Regions from separate parts of the Mus musculus genome. Here region 1 is linked to region 2. A link is a loop called in an ENCODE intact Hi-C map of the cell type or tissue named here. Cell type or tissue: heart. All regions are shown on one strand. Each heading gives the region's core, and the rest is flanking DNA. Links, peaks and the distances in the headings are about the cores only. Region 1 holds the start of Gm13985 (predicted gene 13985). Region 2 has its middle 100 kb from the start of Gm32137.

Evidence for each region. Peaks named below come from ENCODE experiments on the same cell type or tissue, not always from the same donor. Only the 100,000 strongest peaks of a DNase experiment are listed, where the experiment ranks them.
Region 1: it touches region 2 in a loop (2.3-fold over the local background); 2 of 42 quality-filtered maps call a loop at or near these places.

What each region holds. Positions count from the first base shown.
Region 1 is chr2:117,809,482-117,814,863 of GRCm38, forward strand. It overlaps Gm13985 (predicted gene 13985), which reads right to left and starts at 3,321. Exons shown (of 3, transcript NR_126427.1): 1 at 3,267-3,321; 2 at 2,757-2,893. In heart, for the core only: a CTCF peak has its summit at 2,246 (motif pointing left); no DNase peak of the experiment used is centred there.
Region 2 is chr2:117,539,318-117,544,699 of GRCm38, forward strand. No RefSeq gene overlaps it. Among named protein-coding and RNA genes, the nearest start is that of Gm32137, 100 kb to the left of the region's middle. In heart, for the core only: a CTCF peak has its summit at 2,366 (motif pointing right); no DNase peak of the experiment used is centred there.

The sequences.
Region 1 (5,382 bases), core at 115-5,114, 270 kb after region 2:
ATAAGTAAAGTAATGACACATAAAACCTGAAATTATTTCAAAAGTTCTGCAGATCTAATAGAATTTCCAGTTTAAAAATAATTCTGCAGTGAACTTTAAATGTTTTAAATAAGTTAATATTTTCATTGGAATTCTCCTGGAAACTATGGAGAAACAGCTCCCATTTGAGTATCTGTTGATCACACATGTTAGACAGCATTTTTAGCGGTGGTGATGGAATTCTCTTAAGCTATCCAAACCGCTAAACATCAACATCTTAGGTTTATGTTGACAATAAAGTAGCTTTAGTTACTCTTGAGTTCAGTCCATGCAGAATTGATGTGAACCAAGGAGTTATAGATACATCGGAATGCCATACATAACTTTCACATATTACTAGAGGATATATATGGGCCATAGCACTGAATCAGGGCATCATGAACAGACCCTCTGGCTGTAGCTGACAGTGATGATATCACCAGTGCTGAAATGCATAACAGTCAAGCAGAACGCCATGCTTTTCCTAGTGAACAAAAACCAGAGGAAGTCTATGGGCTGCAAGCCCACGGCAGCTCCTTCTTAACCAGGGCCAGAATCCTTGAGTTTAATAAGCTCCTTATTTTCATCACTCACACCAAACTTCAAGTGATGAGTTCTGCAATAATTGATTTCCACATTGTAGTTAGCATCTTCACTGTGTGGCTAAATGAGTGTCGGCTAGGATATAGAGAAAAATCTATATAACAATATTCAAGTACACCTTAGAAATGAGTTTTAGGATTGGGTTTCATTCCATTTTTAACTTATAGCTCACACATATTCTACAAATCCTGTACTGAACACAGTGCCAACTCCAAGGCACCTTCCAGGCAATTGTGAGTTATGTATCTGTTAGTTGTGTTAATAATATAATGATGCCTAAATTATTACTCCTTATGTTAATAGTTTATTCACGTCATTGGTTAAAATAACCAACCTATGGATAGAACCATAGAACTTCCTCTTTAATCCTACTGGGAACATTTCAATTGGATTGAGCAAATGCCTTCAGTGGGTCAAGAGACCCATGAGATTGGATATTGTGTCACAGGAAATCACAAGCATATCTCTGCCATGCTACCTGATTAATCAGAATAATACATGTAATACAAAATCAATTTTACACTTTATAAGGACACCCAAGGCAGGCCTTTACCTTTGTCCAGGGTTAAGTTTAGCCACGACTGCTGTTTCCTTCCATGTTGCAGAATGGGCACTATCATGCTGCTTCTGCTCCATCTCTATGACCCATTCTCTTTTCCTGGGGCACACGCGAGCCACCTCTTTGAGGTCAGCTCTATTGGGTGTGTCTTTGCCTTACTCTCTTGTCTTATATTTAAATTTAATTTGAACAAGAAATTTGAAAGGATTCACCTTAGAATAGCCTAACATTTGGTACATTTCAAGAGAACTTTGAGAAATAAGACAAATGCCCAGATTGGATTAGTAAAATAAACACTTTAAAGACTTTGAGGGGGCTTAGGATTTATTAAATTTTTGCATGTATGGGACAGATTTTTTTTTTACCTCAGTTGATTGTAAAGGCTTTTTGTTAGTTCATAAGGTTGAGACGTGTGTGTGTGTGTGTGTGTGTGTGTGTGTGTGTGTGTGTGTGTGTAATTCTGTAGCTTGGGAAAAGCCTTAAGCTTTAAATTTTCTGATATTTTCATCCTGATGAATGATTACAGCTACCCCTATAGGTATTTATACATAGTTATTTTTAAATATGTGAAGGCTTTCTGTTTGCTTGTTTTATGACCTGTGACAGCTTAAAGCAAAATTTCATGGCCCAAAGCAAAAACATACGTCTCAGGAAAACTGAAGGACCATTTGGCTCAAACAATATGGTAGCTGAGGGACTCTGAAAATGATGGACTCAGCCAAGGCATGAGTGAGAATAACAGTTTCCAACTATGAGAAATCAAAGATAAACCTGGGCTTTAGAAGTCAGTCAATTTCAAGCAAAGGCTTGGCCACCCATAGGCTAAGTGATGCATTATAGCACACTGCAAGTAGTTCAATGTATGCTGGTGGGCCTCAGGGACACACGTGGTCAGGCTGAGACTAGAGGAGGCTGGTTTTTCTCTGGAATCTAAACTCTTAACCATCTGTACAAGTCCTCAGCAGCCACTGTCAGAAATGACCATAAACTCAGTAAGTTTATTCTCCTACAGTTACTAAGACTAAAAGTCCAAAATGCCACCTACTGGTCTGAAATCAAAGTTTGGGCACAGTTACATGATTTCTGCTGCCTTTAAGAGAAAAATCCATTTGCTAGCCTTGTCCAGCTTCTAGCAGCCACCTATGTTCCTTGGCTTTTGGTCCATCCCCAAATAATGGTGTGACACTGTCAATATCTGTCTTACTCAGAAGTTCTGACTTTTCTTTCATAAGTTCCCCATGATTATAGTGGACTTACTAAATGATTTAGAAGATGCTCCCTCCCCATCTTACAATACATGATGGCATCTGCAAGAGCCTTCTTGCCTTGCAGGCTGAGGACGTGGGCTGTTGGACATTACTATGTCCACTGTGCCAGCACATGCCCAGCCTTTCCACTAAGTGGACATTACATTTGGACACACAGAGTCTTAGACACATACTCAGCCCCATGGTATAAGAATGTAATTTTTTTTAAAAATAATTGCTTCAGAGTTTGTGGTTTGGCTTCTTCTCTAAAGTGGTAGGTGTGGCTCACCAGTTGGAAATATCAATCTTTAAAAACCTTAACTACTTACATTCATAAGAAAGCCGACTTAGGACAATGTGTTTTCTGTAGCCCCTCAGGAAACACACTTGACCCAGGAAAAGCAAGTGCAGGCTGCAGGGACAGAATGACAAGGTGTGGACGGGCCAGAGACCAGCAACTTGCAGCCTATAAATAAGAGCAACAGAATCACATTTCAGACTTCAGTTCCTTTGGGTCTTCTCTTCTTTAGCTTTAAAACTGTAAGGGAATTTAAGCTTAGATTCTAATTCTTCTGCCATGAGTTTACAAGAGAAAGAGTGATATAAACCTCTGAAGCTTATACATAGAGCTGGCTTTCTATTAACAAAGTTTCTTATTTAGTTAGTTAGTTAGTTAGTTAGTTAGTTTTAATTATATTAGGTATTTTCTGCATTTACATTTCCAATGCTATCCCAAAAATCCCCCATACCCTCCCCCCAACTCTCCTCCCCTCACCCACCTCCCACTTCTTCTTGGCCCTGGCATTCCCCTGTACTTAGGCATATAAAGTTTGCATGACCAATGGGCCTCTCTTTCCACTGATGGCTGACTAGGTCATCTTTTGATACATATGCAGCTAGAGTCAAGAGCTCCGGGGTACTGGTTAGTTCATAATGTTGTTCCACCTATAGGGTTGCAGATCCCTTTAGCTCCTTGAGTACTTTCTCTAGCTCCTCCATTGGGGGCCCTGTGTTCCATTCAATAGCTGACTGTGAGCATCCACTTATGTGTTTGCTAGGTCCAAGAATAGCCTCACAAGAGACAGCTATATCTGGGTCCTTTCAGCAAAATCTTGCTAGTATAGGCAATGGTGTCAGCGTTTGGAGGCTGATTATGGGATGGATCCCCGGGTATGGCAGTCTTTAGATGGTCCATCCTTTCATCTCAGCTCCAAACTTTGTCTCTGTAACTCCTTTCAAGGGTGTTTTATTCCCAATTCTAAGAAGGGGCAAAGTGTCCACACTTTGGTCTTCGTTCTTCTTGAGTTTCATGTGTTTTACAAATTGTATCTTATATCTTGGGTATTCTAAGTTTCTGGGCTAATATCCACTTATCAGTGAGTACATATCATGTGAGTTCTTTTGTGATTGTGTTACCTCACTCAGGATGATGCCCTCCAGGTCCATCCATTTGCCTAGGAATTTCATAAAATCATTCTTTTTAATAGCTGAGTAGTACTCCATTGTGTAAATGTACTACATTTTCTGTTGAGGGGCATCTGGGTTCTTTCCAGCATTTTTCAGGTGCTTCTCAGCCATTCAGTATTCCTCAGGTAAGAATTCTTTGTTTAGCTCTGAACCCCATTTTTAATGGGGTTATTTGATTTTCTGGAGTCCACCTTCTTGAGTTCTTTATATATATTAGATGTTAGTCCCCTATCTAATTTAGGATAGGTAAAGATCCTTTCCCAATCTGTTGGTGGCCTTTTTGTCTTATTGATGGTGTCTTTTGCCTTACAGAAGCTTTGCAATTTTATAAGGTCCCATTTGTCGATTCTCGATCTTACAGCACAAGCCATTGCTGTTCTATTCAGGAATTTTTCCCCTGTGCCCATATCTTTGAGGCTTTTCCCCACTTTCTCCTCTATAAGTTTCACTATCTCTGGTTTTATGTGGAGTTCCTTGATCCACTTAGATTTGATCTTAGTACAAGGAGATAGGAATGGATCAATTTGCATTCTTCTACATGATAATCGCCAGTTGCGCCAGCACCATTTGTTGAAAATGCTGTCTTTTTTCCACTGGACGGTTTTAGCTCCCTTGTCAAAGATCAAGTGACCATAGGTGTGTGGGTTCATTTCTGGGTCTTCAATTCTATTCCATTGGTCTACTTGTCTGTCGAAAGTACTAGTACCATGCAGTTTTTATCACAGTTGCTCTGTAGTACAGATTTAGGTCAGGCATGGTGATTCCACCAGAGGTTTTTTTATCCTTGAGAAGAGTTTTTGCTATTCTAGGTTTTTTGTTATTCCATATGAATATGCAGATTGCTCTTTCTAATTTGTTGAAGAATTGAGTTGGAATTTTGATTGGGATTGCATTGAATCTGTAGATAGCTTTTGGCAAGATAGCCATTCCAAAAACAAAGTTTCATTCTGAGTTTTGGCTTAATTTTGCTGCCGATTCTCTGAGAGTTTCTGTTGGACAGTCATAACAGGAAAAAACTTGAGAAAGGACCCTACAAAGAGAACATTTTGGCCTTGGAGTTCATATAAGTAATACATTGTTTTGACCCATTTCAAGGCCTCCGGGCAAAAGGAAGGCCTCGTTCCTGAAGACAAAGACCTGCCCAAACCAGCTCTGTTGCAGAGTTGATCCAAGTGGCCTCAGAAAGGAAGCAGGCTACAGCAAGCCATCGTTGAGAAAGTTCTCTGTTGCAGGGCTCTGAGAACATCTTCTCCCTACAGCCTATCCAATGGGCATTCGGAGTTGTGGTTGACAGGAATTAAGCCCACTTTATAATGCCACGCTTGGTAGTTTAGAAGGTGATATTCTGAACTTCATCAGATGCATTCTTTTTCTTTTGCTTGGACCCCAACTTGAATGGAAACAGAGGTGTTAATCGTGTGACTTTCATTCACTCCAATAACTGGAGAGAAGTTGTAGAAAGGGGTATTTTTCTATGCTGTACGCTGT
Region 2 (5,382 bases), core at 282-5,281:
ACTTTTCTGTTGTTGGAATCCGGTTGAAATTATCAATATGTTTTTGATTCCCTGTCTTGAAAGCACACAGAAATGGCCAATTTAAATGAAAGCTGTCACCCCCTGTAGAGTCTCTTCCCCAGCTGCCATCACCCCCACCCTGCTTACATCTTCTTAAGTCACTGGGATGGCTAGGCTTGAGGCCTGGGAGTGGAAAGGATTCTCCCCAGGAGAAGCTTGCTTCTGTGACTGCTAATTAGCTGCAGGCGGCCAAGGTTCAGAGGGTTCAGGACTACAAATGCAGACATTTCTCTTGCGTTTTATAGTGCCATAATTGTAAGACCTCAAAGGTAATTTGTTATAAGGCTCTATGGATCTGGATGGCCTAAGTTCCCTTTCCTTCAGTACAAGAAATGTCAAAGTAGAATGGTTGTCAAGTTCACTCACCAGAAGGCATAAGAAATCCAAAGCCTTAATTTCCTTTTCTACACAGTAGGCTTTATAGCACCTAACTTTACAGGATTGTCATAAGACTTAATTAAAATCGGACACAGGCTTCAGTGAGGACCAGAGAGGGAAAGGCTTGCCCATATTGACAGATTCAATCAAGCGAGCGAGGCCAGTGTGGTGATCAAATGCACAGAGGACAGAGAGTGTTGGCTGAAGCATATGCTGGGTGCCCACCTGTAGCGCATGTTTTCCTCTGTAATTTCTGATCCATCATTTTCTCTTTGTCTTTAAAAGCATCTCCTGGAAGAGAGGCAGTTTGGCAAGAAGGAAAGCAGGCCTGCTTCTTCTCTCTTCCTTTCGCCTTCTCCTTTTTGGAAACACATAACTCAAAGCAGGTTGACTACATAGCAGATCCAGTTTGTTTTAAACTCTAGTTTCAGAAGCAAATTCTTTCAGTGAATCTAAATTGAGTCCACAAAAATGGCCGGGATGGCTTGTGGACTGGGATATAAGCTCTAAGATGTGACCCCTGTCTCGTTAAAGTTGAGAATATTGAAGCCACGGTGATGGGTAACTTGTCCAGGATCTCACTGCCTCATGACCTACCTTTATTGACAAAGTGTCAGGAAAAGAAGCCAGGAATGACTAGTCAGCTGGCACTGGTCTTCTGATGGGTTGGGCAAGGAAAGGCGTGGGGTCAGGTTAGTGTCACACAGGCTGCCCAGAGGTAGAGAGAAACAGTGACAGCCAAGCTCTAGCTTACAGCAGTGACTCCAAACTAAGACCCAACACTGGATGGACAGCAAGTGACACTGAGAGCAGCTGGTATGCAAGGTGATAAAATCAAATAGGAGTTCCATGAAATGAACAGAGCACCTGGATCCTTGAATGGCTCCCCTTGTAGGAGATGTCTTCACAATCCATCCCATCCACTTTTCCCTGTCTGCCCATGACTCACTCAATGCAACCACATCCAGCACTTTTTATCCACACCCATGGTCTCGGGTGTTCATCAGACTTTTTGACTCTCTTCAGAAGCCCGTGTCCCTTCCTAGCCCCCTTCTTTTCAGTCCAACAGAATTCTACGTATTCTTCAAAGAGCTCTTCAGTCTCACTGCTGCCTCAGAGCCTTCCGTGTACCCTTGCTGGAAGCATTCTTTCCCTTCCCTGGCCTTTCGTAGCCCCATGGCTGCTCCTGTCTCCCAAGCATCAGCATCCTTGTGCATTCTATGCACAGCTATAGTTGCATTGCCTCCTCTCTCTGGCACGGTCATCCTGTCTGCCCTGTGGACCTCGCTTTCGTGTCTCACGCAGGTGCTGAGAAAATAGTTTCCAAGGGAATGATGATCTGAGAGGGGTCCACATGACAATGGCTCCATTGTATTTGCCTTTAGCAAGATTCCTTGATGGGGTGTCATGTTCTCCCAGTATGGAAAGAGACAGAGGTGTTGGAAGTATTTAGGAATGATATATAGAAATGGAGAGTACCTTTTTGAAAATGGGCCAAAGTCAATTTAAAGAAAAAGAAAAACAAAACTGAAGACATTTGTAGAGAAACTAGGCACACTTGTGAACCAGTCTGCAAACATGCAGAGGGCTTTCCCCCAGAGTACTGGAAGTAGTTAGTTTCCATTCCTGATCAAAACACATCAGTAGAAAATTAGCCTAAACAGAAGTATCACTGAGATCACACAGAAGGAAAATATTTCAGAGAGGAGGTGATTCAACACTCAGATGATTTACCAGCGGGAATGTAGACTTTAGCTCTGAATCCAGAAGACTATTAAAGCTCAGACTCCTGAGTGCCAAGGCCAGGTGAGTGACTCCTTCTGGAATGAAAGCCATGCATGAATTTGACAATCTCATCTCTCACACCTCCCTGTGCTGGCTAGGTGTCCTCCTTACATGCCACCAGAAGCCGATCCTACGATTTCCCAGCAGGTGGCGACAATACATAGAAAATTCTGATCACGACAAAGGAGAAAGAAAAGTTTGAAAAGGGCTGCGATTTCTTGAGGATATTAGAGACCCATGCTAGGTCTGTAAAAATCTATTAAGTTCTCCAGAAAACCTGAAAGTCTCTATCAATTTGCCTCACATATTCATCTCCTCTGTTCATTGGAGCTCATTGGAATAAAACAAGACAGTGTGTTTGGCTGTTTGTAAATACAACCTTCCCAACAGGGTATTTGCATTTGCAGAACATAGCCATTTGAAGAACATCTTCTGTGTCTGTGTTCAGAGAAAAGAATGGGAATGCAATTCTTTCAGAGTTACTTTGAAGACCTTATTGGATCTCTCTCTCTCTCTCTCTCTCTCTCTCTCTCTCTTCCCCCCCCCCCCCCGTGTGTGTGTGTGTGTGTGTGTGTGTGCCAATGAGAGATGCTGTCAAAAAAAAAGGGGGATAGGAATTGTTAAGGATGTCCTAAGGATGTTGTTTCTTAAAGACTGTCTCCTAAGTTCAGTAAGTATTGCACACACATTCATGTGCACCCACCAACACGTGTGCACCCCCACCTAAACAAGCACATATATTCTCACACACATAAAAATAACACCTTATTAGTAAAAACAGAGGCAGAATAATGTAAAAGAACAGTGACTCCTCTAAAGATGCACACATATTTAGAGGTCGGCGAGCCTGTGTGTTCTCTAGCTTCCTTCTGAGGAAGACTGCTGCTGCAGGATGCTAGGACCATCAAGTGTCCCTGTGAGTCATTCAAGGGAGCTGGCTCTGCTGACATGCAACAGGCCAACAGGCCAGAGCCTTGTGACTCAGCCCGGAGGCAGCCTCTGGATGAGGATGCATGAGGGTAGCCCATGCCTATCAAGTAATAACCAGGAAGGATGCTGTATATTATGTACCAACAACAGATTCCCTCTCAGGGATACTTCCCATTGAGATCCCCGCAGTGGCCCACTGGACAGTTGCTGCAGCACCATTAAGAGATAAGCTCTGCTTTTTAACCCATTCATGAGTTTTGTTTGTTTTGCTTTTGTTTTCTGGGCCCCGGAGTACTCTGGGCCGCTGAGGTTTACTTCTTTTTCTTGCTTCCCTAGTTAACATTTAGATCCTTGTATTCCTTGGATGGTGCAGGATCATGCCTCCTAAGTGATTTATCAGTGCATATAATATGCATCTTCTCCCCTGCTCTCAGGTGGCTGCATCCGTGGGACTTGCATCTGTGATGTATGGACAGGATGTGACCAACACAGGCTCTTCAGTGGAAAGAAAACTGCTCACTTTCCACAGAGAGGTGGAGAGACTTTCCATTAGCCTTTCTGTCTATCTAGAGTTTTTTTCTCCATTTCCCATGTGCTTCATGACCTCTAGGTTGTTTTGCTTGTTTAGTTGGTTGCGTTTACAAGTCAGTCCTAAGGTCCATTCTATCATGACATCCTTTGGATTAGGATCATAACAACGTGAAATTTTATTATGTGCCTGCAGTAAAGATTTCCCACTAGGTCCCACCAATGAAAACCTGTAGTACAGTTCCCAGTATGAGAAGTGGTTGTCTTTCTGTAAAAAAGATAAAGGATTTAAAACTCTGTGGTTGAATCAAGATAGAGGTGGGACGATGGAAGGCAGCCAGGGGTGGATATCCTCACTGGAGTGCTGGCTCTGAAAGCGCATGCTTTCTTTGGGATTATTTCAGTTGTCAAGCGCAGCAGGCTTGACATCAATACACAGCGGGCCATGGATTATGGCTGTCTCTAATGACCATGTCACAGTGTGTTTGTTGTTCTGGATGTTAATATATAGAGCAAATGACAGCTCTTTAATTGAAGGTTGGAAGTGCCCCTTGCTAAGGCGCCTGGGTGACACATCCTTAACCACTGAAGTGAAACCCAAGACACTTGCTGGCTACGAAATGATACCCTGGAAGTCCTCTTCCTATTTGTGTATGTGCTTGGGAGGGAACATGAGCCCAGCAGCGGGCCTGCACCTCACTGGCAGCTCTTGATTTTTACCAGAGGGTGGCATCATTGGGGAACTAGCAAGGGTATATCAGTTCCATAGGAAATCCCAGCTAACCAGAGCTTTAGTGGAACATGGAACATGGCAACACAGGGTGTTTGAGGCCAGAAGAAAGGGATCAGGTCTTGTACTTTCTTTACAAAAAGTTGAATTGTCTTTTCAAGGTTCTGGAGGTCAGAGGGACAAAGTGGGTTACCCTGGAGTAAAATCAAGCATTCATTCTGGGTGGTCTGGTGGGAGTATATTTCTTCTATTTTTCTAGTTTCTAGAAGCTTCTTATGTTCTGTGACTTGGGAACCCTTTTCATCTGTTCTCTGTTTTCTATCGACTGGTTTTCTTGTTTCATTCTCTCAACTTTGGAAATCTCTGTGATTGTATTGGCTCTTTAATCTCTTCATACCCAAATCATCTGATAAGCCATCTTAATTCTATCTACTTTCTTTAATTCCCTCCTCTCACTACCATTCAGCAAAGATACCATTCACACTGGGTCTATGAATAAAAACGTGGGCATCTTTGGGATGGAGACATTATTCTTCTTACCTGGAAGGTACTAGATTAGGAAGGCTCTGTGGAATACTCATAGATGAGATAAGACTGTTGTAGTCTAAACCTTGGAGAAAAGGACTATGGGTGGGAGAGTTACGTAAGACAAAGGCTGTTCCAGAGGTCTTAAAAGCAAAATTCTTAATCAAACCAAGATTGTCTTTTGCTAAGAGCACATGTTTTGGGCTAGGCAGAACATAGGGTCCAATGTGAAGTTTATCACTGAGTGGATATAAGATTATAAATAGAGCACTCAATGATGCTGTTCCTTTTAACGTGAAGTAGAGGTAACTATGTATAATGATACTTGTTGTAGTAAATCTCTAACCCCAATATGCCCCTGCACAAACACAAAATTCAGTTACAATAGTTATAACCTGAAGGTCTAGATGGGGCAGATTCTCCACTACACTACTCTATTTCCCAGC